Linked DNA regions of Homo sapiens: region 2 is linked to region 1. Evidence: chromatin loops called from intact Hi-C (ENCODE). Cell type or tissue: heart right ventricle. All regions are shown on one strand. Each heading gives the region's core, and the rest is flanking DNA. Links, peaks and the distances in the headings are about the cores only. Region 1 overlaps COPB1 (coat protein complex I subunit beta 1). Region 2 has its middle 22 kb from the start of RRAS2.

Region 1 (5,383 bases), core at 244-5,243:
TAAATATCTTAATTTTTCTTTACAGGGAATGGCCTTAAGTCTTGGAGATAAAATCAACTTGTCACAGAAGAAAACTAGTATATAAAAATAAACAAAAAGTCCTTGAAGCTTTACAGTTAATTTAGGTATGGGCTTACTGGACTCCAACATCTTTTGTACTCTTTCATGCTTATATAGAATCTGAGTTCATGCTGAATACTTTTCAGCCAATAATTTATAGCCTTTCCCTTAAATCAAGATTGAGTTTAAAATTATAGTTTGTCTTTTGTCTTAACAGTTCTGAATGCTGTCCTCAAAGTATATAATGTTTCATGTACCAAGACCCTTTTCACAGTACAATAAACAGATCTATTCATAAATTTTTGTTATTTTATAAATAAATGATTACATAATTTTAGTTATATGGCAATGGATTTCTTTTAGTTGGGTTATAAATTTCTATTATAAATTTAAATTACTGAGTTGTGAATATATGCAGCTTTATTAAGAGAATTTACAAATTCAATGATATAAAATAAGGTAGGCCTTGATTCACTTGGTTGTTTTTTACTTATTTAATATTCCAACATTGCTATCTCTAAAAATGCATTATCATGTTTTGAAGGGATTTGCTCTTGAATTTAGCTCCAGGGAGAAAGTATCAAAATAACTTTTTTTTTTTTTTTTGAGATGGAGTCTGGCTCTGTCACCCAGGCTGGAGTGCAGTGGCGTGATCTTGGCTCACTGCAAGCTCCACCTCCCGGGTTTACACCATTCTCCTGCCTCAGCCTCCCAAGTAGCTGGGACTACAGGTGCCCGCCACCACGCCTGGCTAATTTTTTGTATTTTTAGTAGAGACGGGCTTTCACCATGTTGGCCAGGATGGTCTCGATCTCCTGACCTCGTGATCCGCCCGCCTCAGCCTCCCGGAGTGTTGGGATTACAGGCGTGAGCCACCGCACCCGGCCCAAAATAACTTGAGAAAACAGATCGCTCTGCAGTTTAAAGAAGTATTATGTACCCGAACTGAAATAGATATACTGTTCTTAATTATCCTGAATCATAATGAAGAGTAGATAATCCAAAATAGATTTTTTAATCATTCACATTTAGTTTGGGGTGTTCTATGTTTGTTAGGAATAAAACTGGTTCTAACCAATTACTGAAGCTGGTACTGGGAGGATTCAACTAGAGAGGATTCAAAAAGCTGCCTTTTTCTCTGTTGCCTCCGTGCCTTACTCACATTTAGTTTAGGGTGTTCTATGTTTGTTAGGAATAAAACTGGTTCTAACCAATTACTGAAGCTGGTACTGGGAGGATTCAACTAGAGAGGATTCAAAAAGCTGCCTTTTTCTCTGTTGCCTCTGTGCCTTACTCACTCGTCTCCTTTTCCTCACTTCACACTAGGACTGGGTACCATCACACTGCAGTATAATTCCAAATGCATTTCCAAGCTAAGTTTCCCAGCGTCTGATTGTGCTTTCCTTTTGGCCTTTACTTTCATTGGGGGTGATTGAGGTAGTCTGATTTTTTAGCTAAGTCTAAACTTAAGGCTATTATTTGTCTACCAGCTAGGGTTCAGGCTGCATTCCCTGTGAGTCCTTAGATAAGGTCTGTGAAAGACTGAAAGCATCTCCTATTTCATTAAGAATGAAATGATTTGTTTGGAGTATAAGGAGATTGATACCTTGTATGATGTCATAAACTGTGAAGCCACTTGCTTTTAAAAAAAAAAAAAGAAAAAAAAAGCCTAGATTACAGGGCATTTGAGATTCCAGAACACTGAGATCTTAGAACAAAGCCAGGGCTTATCAAATGGGAAAGATATACTGGAAGTGCAGAGAAGGGATGTCGATTCAAGGGTAGAGATTTGCAATGAGAGCGAAGGAGCTGGTGCAACTTTGGATTAGATCATCATTTCCCAAACTCTGTTCTACTGAACATTAGCTTCCTTAGATGTCATTAGATATTCTGAGTGAAAAAGTAATTCCATAGTCAAGTAAGTTGGGGAAAAGCTTCAAACTGTCCTGCACTGGAGATTCACAATGTACATTAGCATACCAGAGATTCTGAGAGGAAAGCAGATTAGTTTGGTTTAACCCAGTATATCCTAACCTTACTTTACCAGGGAATCCTTTTTCCATGACCTATTGACAATATATGGGACAGGAAAAGTGACTTAGCCTGTTAATGATATTAGTGTTGTAATCACAGTTAACCAGTATCACATTTCATATCTGAAGGAATTATGCCTGTGTACATCCTAGAATATATCTCGGTTGATACTCTTAGAAAGTTGCCTGCCTGACATATTCAGGCCATTTTTGTTGGAATCAGATTGCCTCACATTGCCATTTTCTTAAATTCATAAATAAGGAGAACAAAGAAGTTAACACAATTGTCAGATACATTAAACTGTTTACTTCATTAGCATTTCATTAGCTTTGTGCATGTAATAAATGTGAACTGAATTGGATAGCAGCACATTGTTGAAAGAAGCTGTTTACACTATGCCCTGTTATTTGGGATATAATATACATTCAAAGATAGTAGCTGTTCACATTATAAGATACCATATAATTAGGACCATGATGTCCGGTAGAGAATAAACATTAAATACCAAATGAAAGCTTAATATATTAATGTATTGAATGTGGATAAACCTGTAAAGCTTACAGGAGCATTAAATGGCTTACATTGCAGTAATGTCACAACACTAGAGGGAGCTCTGTGCAGTGATTTTTTTTTTTTTTTTTTTTTTTTTTCATTTTGCAATTAGAAGAGATTGGCACTCAGTTGTTTTATAAGAAGAAAAAGGGTCAAGTGTGGTGGCTCGCACCTATAATCCCAACACTTTGGGAGGCCAAGGCTGGAGGGTGGATTGAGGCCAGGAATTCAAAACCAACCTGGGCAACATAGACCCTGTCTCTACAAAAAAATTTTACAAATTAGCCTGGTATGGTGGCATGTGCCCGGGAAGCTGAATCGGGAGAAATTCTCGGGACCAGGAGTTCAAGGCTGCAGCGAGCTATGATTGTGCCGCTGCAGTCCATCCTGGGTGACAGGGTGAGACTCCCTCTCTTTTAAAAAAAAATTTTTTTTTAAAGGAGCCTGGGCATGGTGGTTTATGCCTGTAATCCCAACACTTTCGGAGGCCAAGGTGGGAGTATCACTTGAGCCCAGAAGTTCAAGACCAGCCTGAGCAACAAAGAGATCCCCCATCAAAAAAAAAAAAATTTAAGAAAAAGCAAGATTATTTTTCCTTTTTTAAAAAACTTTTTTTTTTTTTTTTGAGACGGACTCTGGCTCTGTCACCAGGCTGGAGTGCAGTGGCACAATTGGCTCACTGCAACCTCCACCTCCCTGGTTCAAGCAATTCTCCTGCCTCAGCCTCCTGAGTAGCTGGGACTACAGGCGTGGGCCACCATGCCCAGCTAATTTTTATCTATTTTTAGTAGAGATGGGTTTTCACCATATTGGCCAGGATGGTCTCAATCTCAACCTCGTGATCTGCCTACCTCAGCCTCCCAAAGTGCTGGGATTACAGGCGTGAGCCACGGTGCCCGGCCTTTTTTTTTTTTTTTGGGACGGGGTCTGGCAGTGGTGCGATCTTGGCTCACTGCAACCTCCACCTCTCTCACCTCATCACCCGAGTAGCTGGGACCACAGGCACATGCCACCATGCCCAGCTAATTTAATTTTTGTATTTTTTGTAGAGACAGTTTTGCCATGTTGCCCAGGCTGGTCTCAAACTCCTGAGCTCAAGCAATCCATCCACATTGGCCTCTCAAAGTTTTGGGATTACAGGCGTGAGCCACTGCACCTGGCTATTTTTCTATTAGCAAGGTAATTCGTAAATGAGAACAAAGAGAAGGAAGTTAATATAGTTGGCAGATACATCAAGCTGTTTGCTTACCTCACTAATAGAAAACTTGCTTTTTCTTCTTTTAAAAACAACTTTGGCTGGGCACGATGGCTTACACCTGTAATCCCAACACTTTGGGAGGCTGAGGCAGGCAGATGGCATGAGCCTGGGGTTTAAGACCAGCCTGGGCAACATGGCAAAACCCTGTCTCTACAAAAAATTAAAAAATTAGCCGGGCGTGGTGGCATGCACCTGTAGTCCTAGCTATTCAGGAGGCTGAGGTAGGAGGACTGATAAGGCCCAGGAGGTTGAGGCTGTAGTGAGCTGTGATCATGCCACTGCATTCCAGCCTGGGCAACAGAGTGAGACCCTGTCTCAGAAAAAAAAAAAAAAAAAAATGCCAAGGTTGATAGTGATATTTTGCTACCTGTCAGAAACTTTTCTACTTAAGTGGGAAATAATGTGGGAGACAAAAACTCATTTTAGGGATATCAGAAAGGTAAGAGAACCAAAACATAAATATCTTTAGAAACTCAAATAATATCAGAGGTGAAATATTTGTGCTATGTATTGGGTAAACTAAGTAGTTTTATTTGTGACTTGTTCCTTCCAGATTGATGAATGTTCCAGTCAGCTAATGTATAGCCTTTCTCTTAAATCAAGATTGAGTTTAAATTATAGCTTGTCTTTTAATAGTTCTGAATGCTGTCCTCAAAACGGTTAGGGATACCAGCCTCCTGCCTTACTTTCCTCTCCCAGATTCTCAGTACACCATCACTGTTACTGTCCCCAGCTCCATTCTCTACCTCCAGGATCTCAGGAGCCTACAGAAGTAACCAGGTATGATGCAGAAGTTCAGTTTAGAATTAGGAAAGTATGGAATCCTATCTGCTAGTTATGTGCTATGTAGTCTCAGGCAATGGTAAATAGCTAACTTAGTCAGTGCTTACTTGTGCCAGGGTATAACTGTGAGTGCTTTTTCCATGACATTTACAGTGTTCACAATGATCCTCTAAGGCAAATACTGTTAATACCATCATTTAAGGATGACGATTACAGTCTTACAACAGGTTAAGTCACTTATTCAAGGTTTAATAGTAAGAGACAAACTCAGATATAAAGCCAGGTATCTGACACTAAAGCCCTTGTAACTAGTCACACATTGCCACCACAGCCTAATAAATTGTACCTCAGTTTCCTCATTTGTAAGGTGCTTTTAAGGTGTATTTCACAGAGGTGATATGAACATGAAATGATACTTATTATGAATATTTAACACACAGTAGATGCTCATCAGTATGTATTCATTCCATTTTTTCCCACATTGACCTTCCTTACCTTTCAGAGGAGACTGAACCCTGTTCCCATTATCTTTATACTTCCCTCAGAATTTAGGTCTTCATTTTACACTGTAAAATGTACGTTTTACACAGTAACTTACTTAAAAGAATCTTCATGTCTTGAGAATTATTCAATTGAGGTATCATTGGCCCTTGACTCTGTAACTATTTGTTGTGTAGTTTTTTTTGTTTTTGTTTT
Region 2 (5,383 bases), core at 269-5,268, 74 kb after region 1:
TTTGGGATCCATGTAGGCTCTGCTAGCTCATATGGCACCTTAGAGCATATTACAAGCAGGTACCCCTCAGGTGAACAAATTGTGAAAGGCAGCTCCTCTGGGAGCCCAGTTAAAACAGCCTCCTCTCTGCCTGCTGCCTCAGCCTCAGGTAGGAGATCCTGAGTTGCCTCCTCTGCAGGTGTCTTCCTTCAGAGTACAACCCGCCCCACCAGAAGCTGTGGCCTGATAGTAGTTCTGAGCCCTGGAAATTCTACAATTCTTCTGGCTACTTCTCTTTATCCTGTGCAATTTGTCCAAAGCCTATTCAGTACCTACTTGGGAAGATGAGCTCTATATAACTCTGCCTCTTCACCTGCTATCTCACACCAACCTCCTAATCATGGCTCTTCCCCTCCTGGAGTTCATAATCTAAGGAAAGAGACCAGGAGAGAATCCAAGGTGGTTCTGGGGTGCCGCCCAAATTGTATCAACTTACCTTCTCTTAGACTCAGACAGGGGCATATTATTAGGCTCTCATGGGCACAAGCCCTGACTGAGGGGTCAACAGGATGGTGGGAGGTAGGGGGAGTGGAGGGACCTAGGGAGAGGTAGTGTGTAAAGGGAGCCAAAGACATAGGACTGGAGGTTAGGAGGCATCAGCCTGTCCCTCCCATAATGGGTTATCCTGGGCAAGTCTGGTCCTTTTGCTGGGCCTCTGTCTGCTAGTAGAGTCTGCAAAGGGAATTGGCCCTGGTGATATCTAGGATCTCTGTCAGTGTGGACATGCCATGATGGGCTCTGTAAGGGGCTCATCAAACAAGAAGAAGAGAGTTTCCCAAAGTGTGCTATACATAGCCTGCACACATTATGCACTCGGACATCTTACGTGGTGATATTATTTGGATCTGTGTCCCCACCCAAATCTCATTTAGAATTGTAAGCCCCACGTGTTGAGGGAGGGAACTGGTGGGAGGTGATCGGATCATGGGGGTTGTTCCCCCATGCTGTTCTTGTGATAGTGAGTGAGTTCTCATAAGAGCTGATGGTTTTGAAGTATGGCACTTTCCCCCTGCCTCCTCCTGTCACAAATGTGAAGAAGGTCCTTGCTTCCCCTTCCTCTTCTGCCATGATTGTAAATTTCCTGAGGCCTCCCCAGCCATTCGGAATGGTGAGTCAATGAAACCTCTATTCTTTATAACTTACCCAGTCTCCGGTATTCTTTATAACAGTGTGAAAACGGACTAATACACGTGGCATATAAGATGACATTAGGTGGTTAGAGAATGAACATTTTAAATTTAATGGTTATGTATTTCTTAATAAAGTAAATTATATCAGGGAAAATATAGAACAAACACTTAAGGGAGTAATATATATTTTTTATTAGGAAATATTTTTTGTTAGACTGTTTTAAAGAAAAAATATTCGTTAACTAAATGTACATGTGGCATATAAATACAGCAAAACACATGAAGATGGTATGTAAACGACTGATACTTGGGGAATGCGGATTTAGAGAACATCCCATTTTTTCCTGAGGGCACTTGTCTTGCTTAACCTTCTCCTCTGTACTAATCTTTTCTGATAATGAGTACAACATCTGATCGTGGTTCCTTTTACACTTTGACTGCTGTGAAACTCAGAACTCAACTCCAAACCCAGTGTCAGAAATGTTATTGATCTTTATATTGGCAGGTGTGTGCTCTCCTTTGCTTTGGACCTGATTTCCTTCCCAGTTCTAAGCTATCACTGCACTATAGTCTTCCATTTTAAACTGTGGAAAGTGGAAAGTGATGATTTACCAATACACACAAATAACATTCAAAATTAAAGAACTACGAAGTCCTGAAATGTATACATCTAGCGAACAGGGACTGGCATCAGCTTATCCTTCATAATTTGCAAAGCAGTTTTCATTACTCTTATATCATTTGTATCTTCATTAATAAGACTCACGGCTACCTCTTGGGACAAATAGGATCATTATATCCATGTCACAGATAGGGAAGCAGAGGCATGAATGTGACCTGCTCATGGTCACATGGGTTGACAATCAAATCTAGGTCCTCTGACTCCTGTTTTTATATTTCTTTTGCGTCACCGTAATTTGTGTTTTTGTCTTTTTAAAGTAAGACCGATAGCCCCCCTGGGTGGAAATGGAGGGGAGAGCTGCCGCCCCGCGAGGAATGCCAAGGGCTCCTGAGCGCGCAGCACATGATCCCCGCCTGCCTTCGTTCCCCGGGCACTGCTCCGCAGCGGGCGGGGCGGGCGGGCTGCCAGGACGGCCTGGCCAGGGAGCCGCTTCATGATGGCTCCGCTGCAGCGGCACGCGGGCTCCGGCGGTCAACGCAGCGCTGGGCAGGCCCCGGCCGGGGCTAGCTGTTGCGGAGCCGCTCTGCCTGGTTGGCTTGGCTTTTCACAGGCTTACAGCTTCCTAGCTCCTCGAGCACAGCCTGCTAGCACCCCTCGTCAGCGGCGCCAGCGGCACCTGGGTGCCCGCGCGGTGCCCCAGCATGTTCTAGCTCAGTGCCCTTCCGGAGCCACGCATCCGAGCGCGTCGCCCCGGGCCTTCTGGGCAGAGGCTGGGGCGAGCGCTCCGCTAGGGAGAGGGCTGTCTGCTGGCGACCGTCGGCACGCCAGCCTGCCCGTTCTCGGATCGGTCCAACCCATTTCTTTCCTCTGCCCTTCTCTCCTGTCACCTGCGCACTTTGCTCTCAGAGAGAAAGTCTTTCACTTAGTTCTGGTTTCCCCAAGCACCGGGCTGTGGGAGATGTTGGAAATTCTGGCAATAGTTTCCTAGGCACACAGTCAGCGTGATTTTCTTTAAAAAAAAAAAAAAATTAAAAGCGGGAGAGGAAATCTCCTCCTCTCCCCACCTCTTTAATTAGGCAAACAAGGTACTCAAGGTAGGAAAACACGAAAAAAGCAAAATAGTATAAAGGAAAAATACAAACATTTCTTCTAACTACCCCTGCCTCGCAACCCAAGAGCAACTGTTGTTAACATGTTAGTATCTGTCCCTTCAGTATTTTATGCCTGTGATAGCATGCTTTATTCTCTGTACAAAAGAAAGGGTGTCACGTTGTAGTTATTATTTTGTAAGTTTTTTTTTGTTGTTGTTGTATTTTGCTTAGCAGTAAATCATGAACATTTTCTGTACCAACCAATATTCTTTTACAATACGATTTTTTTTGTTTGTTTGTTTGAGACGGAGCCTTGCTCTGTCGCCCAGGCTGGAGTGCACTGGTGTGATCTCGGCTCACTGCAACCTCTGCCTCCCAGGTTCAAGCGACTCTCCTGCCTCAGCCTCCTGAGTTGCTGGGATTACAGGTGCGTGCCATGAAGCCCAGCTAATTTTTGTATTTTTAGGAGAGACGGGTTTTCACCAAGTTGACCAGGCTGGTCTTGAACTCCTAGCCTCAAGTGATCTGCCCGCCTCGGCCTCTCAAAGTGCTAGGATTACAGGCATGTGCTACTGTGCCCAGCCTACAATATGATTTTTTAATGGTTGTGCAGCATCCCATTCTATGGATATATCATAATTTATTTAACCAATACTCTGTTGTTTGACATTTAAGTAGTTTCCATTTTTTTCTACTACAACAATGCTATAATAAGGATTCAAGAATTTACATTTTCATGCCTTATCTCTGATTATATTCTTAAAATAAATTCTTGGAAACCAGTATTGCAAAGTCAGTAATACACACATACTTAAGGCTTTATCCCAGGAGCTCCACAGTGGTTTTAAAACAAAATTGTTATTTAATGTAAAAACAACATTAGAGCAACAATAATGAATTCTTCAAAAGAAATATCCACAAAAATCCTTCTCTAACAAATGGATGGTTTTTATTTGTTCATGTTCCTGTCCCTCTCTATATGCAAAGATAATTTTTACAGCTATGCTAAACTATTATGGTTCCCAGGAATGCATACTCACACTGGCTACAGGGTCTCATTGAAACCATTTAGCCAAAAGAGGCTGGAGTCCAGCTAAGCCTGTAGGACTGGACCTAGAAAGCTGTTCTGAATCTAAGGCATCTCTCTAGAATTCTTGATCCTCAGTCTAACACTGCTGTTTACCTAAGTTAGCTACTCTTTGGGCTTTCCTTTTTTTCTGTGTCTACCTCTGTCTCTCTGTTCACCTGGCTGACTTCTTCACACTGTACTCTATCTTTTCTTAGCCTAATATTTTCTGGTTCCTTATAACACATGAGTTCATAGCCTCTCATGGCCCTTGCTTGATGACATAGTCTATATTTTGTTTTCGTTTTTTGTTTTAAGACACAGGGTCTCACTCTGTTGCCCAGGCTGCTGGTGAGCAGTGACATGATTATAGCTAATTTTTATTTTGTTTTATTTTATTTATTTTTTTGAGATGGAGTCTCACTCTGTCACCCAGGCTGGAGTGCAGTGGCGCGATCTCAGCTCACTGCAACCTCCACTTCCCGGGTTCAAGTGATTCTCATTCCTCAGCCTCCCGAGTAGCTGGGATTACAGGCGCCCACCACCATGCCTGGGTAATTTTTGTATTTTTAGTAGAGACGGGGTTTCACCATGTTGGCCAGGCTGGTCTCAAACTCCTGACATCAGGTGATCCACCTACCTTGGCCTCCAAGAATGCTGGGATTACAGGTGTGAGCCACCGTACCCAGCCTAATTTTTATATTTTATTTTATAGAGATGGGGTCTCATTATATTGCCCAGGCTGGTCTGGAACTCCTGGCCTCAAACAATCCTCCCATCTCAACCTCCCAAAGTGCTGGAATTAAAGATGTGAGCCACTGTGCCAAATAATTCTCTAAGTATTTTTTTTTTTGAGACGTTTTGCTGTCTCCCAAGCTGAAGTGCAGTGGCACAATCATACCATGCTGCAGCCTCAAACTTGGGCTCAAGTGATCCTCCTGCCTCAACCTTCAGAGTAGCTGGGACTACAGGTGCATGCCACCATGCCCAGCTAATTTATTTATTTATTGTAAAGACGGGGTCTCATTATGTTGCCCAGGCTGGTCTCCAACTCCTGGCCTCAAATGATCCTCCTGCCACAGCCTCCTAAAGTGCTGGGATTACAGGGATAAGCCACTATGCCTGACCATTCTGTGTATTCTTTAAACTTCAGCTCCTGATTCGATTTGCCTGATTCTCTTGGTATTCTACCAATTTTGATTCCAAAGGATGAGAATCTTACTGGACCAATTCACCCCTGTTTGAGCAGAGAGTTTTGCAATAAGCATCTCAAAGGATGTTGGGTACTCTGGATCAGATGTCCACCCCTGAGCCAATCAGCTGTGTGGAGTGGAGGGTGGTCAGTGAGCCACACAGCACAGAACATGTTTATAGCTGCTCTGCTCATCAGGTGCAGTGGATGATTCAGTTCCTTTAAAGGTGACAGTGGCCACTG

The links. Peaks named below come from ENCODE experiments on the same cell type or tissue, not always from the same donor. Only the 100,000 strongest peaks of a DNase experiment are listed, where the experiment ranks them.
Region 2: a loop joins it to region 1, with 2.9 times the contacts of the local background. A loop is called at or near these places in 14 of 110 quality-filtered maps.

The regions. Positions count from the first base shown.
Region 1 is chr11:14,452,526-14,457,908 of GRCh38, reverse strand. It overlaps COPB1 (coat protein complex I subunit beta 1), which reads left to right. Exons shown (of 22, transcript NM_001144061.2): 22 at 26-397. The coding sequence ends at 85. Among named protein-coding and RNA genes, the nearest start is that of COPB1, 45 kb to the left of the region's middle. In heart right ventricle, for the core only: CTCF peaks have their summits at 2,487 and 2,687 (motif pointing right); no DNase peak of the experiment used is centred there; H3K27ac peaks cover 761 bases.
Region 2 is chr11:14,378,310-14,383,692 of GRCh38, reverse strand. No RefSeq gene overlaps it. Among named protein-coding and RNA genes, the nearest start is that of RRAS2, 22 kb to the right of the region's middle. RefSeq lists an enhancer at 2,352-2,571 and a silencer at 2,476-2,770. In heart right ventricle, for the core only: a CTCF peak has its summit at 2,189; a DNase peak (open chromatin) is centred at 2,252; H3K4me3 peaks cover 997 bases; H3K27ac peaks cover 1,547 bases.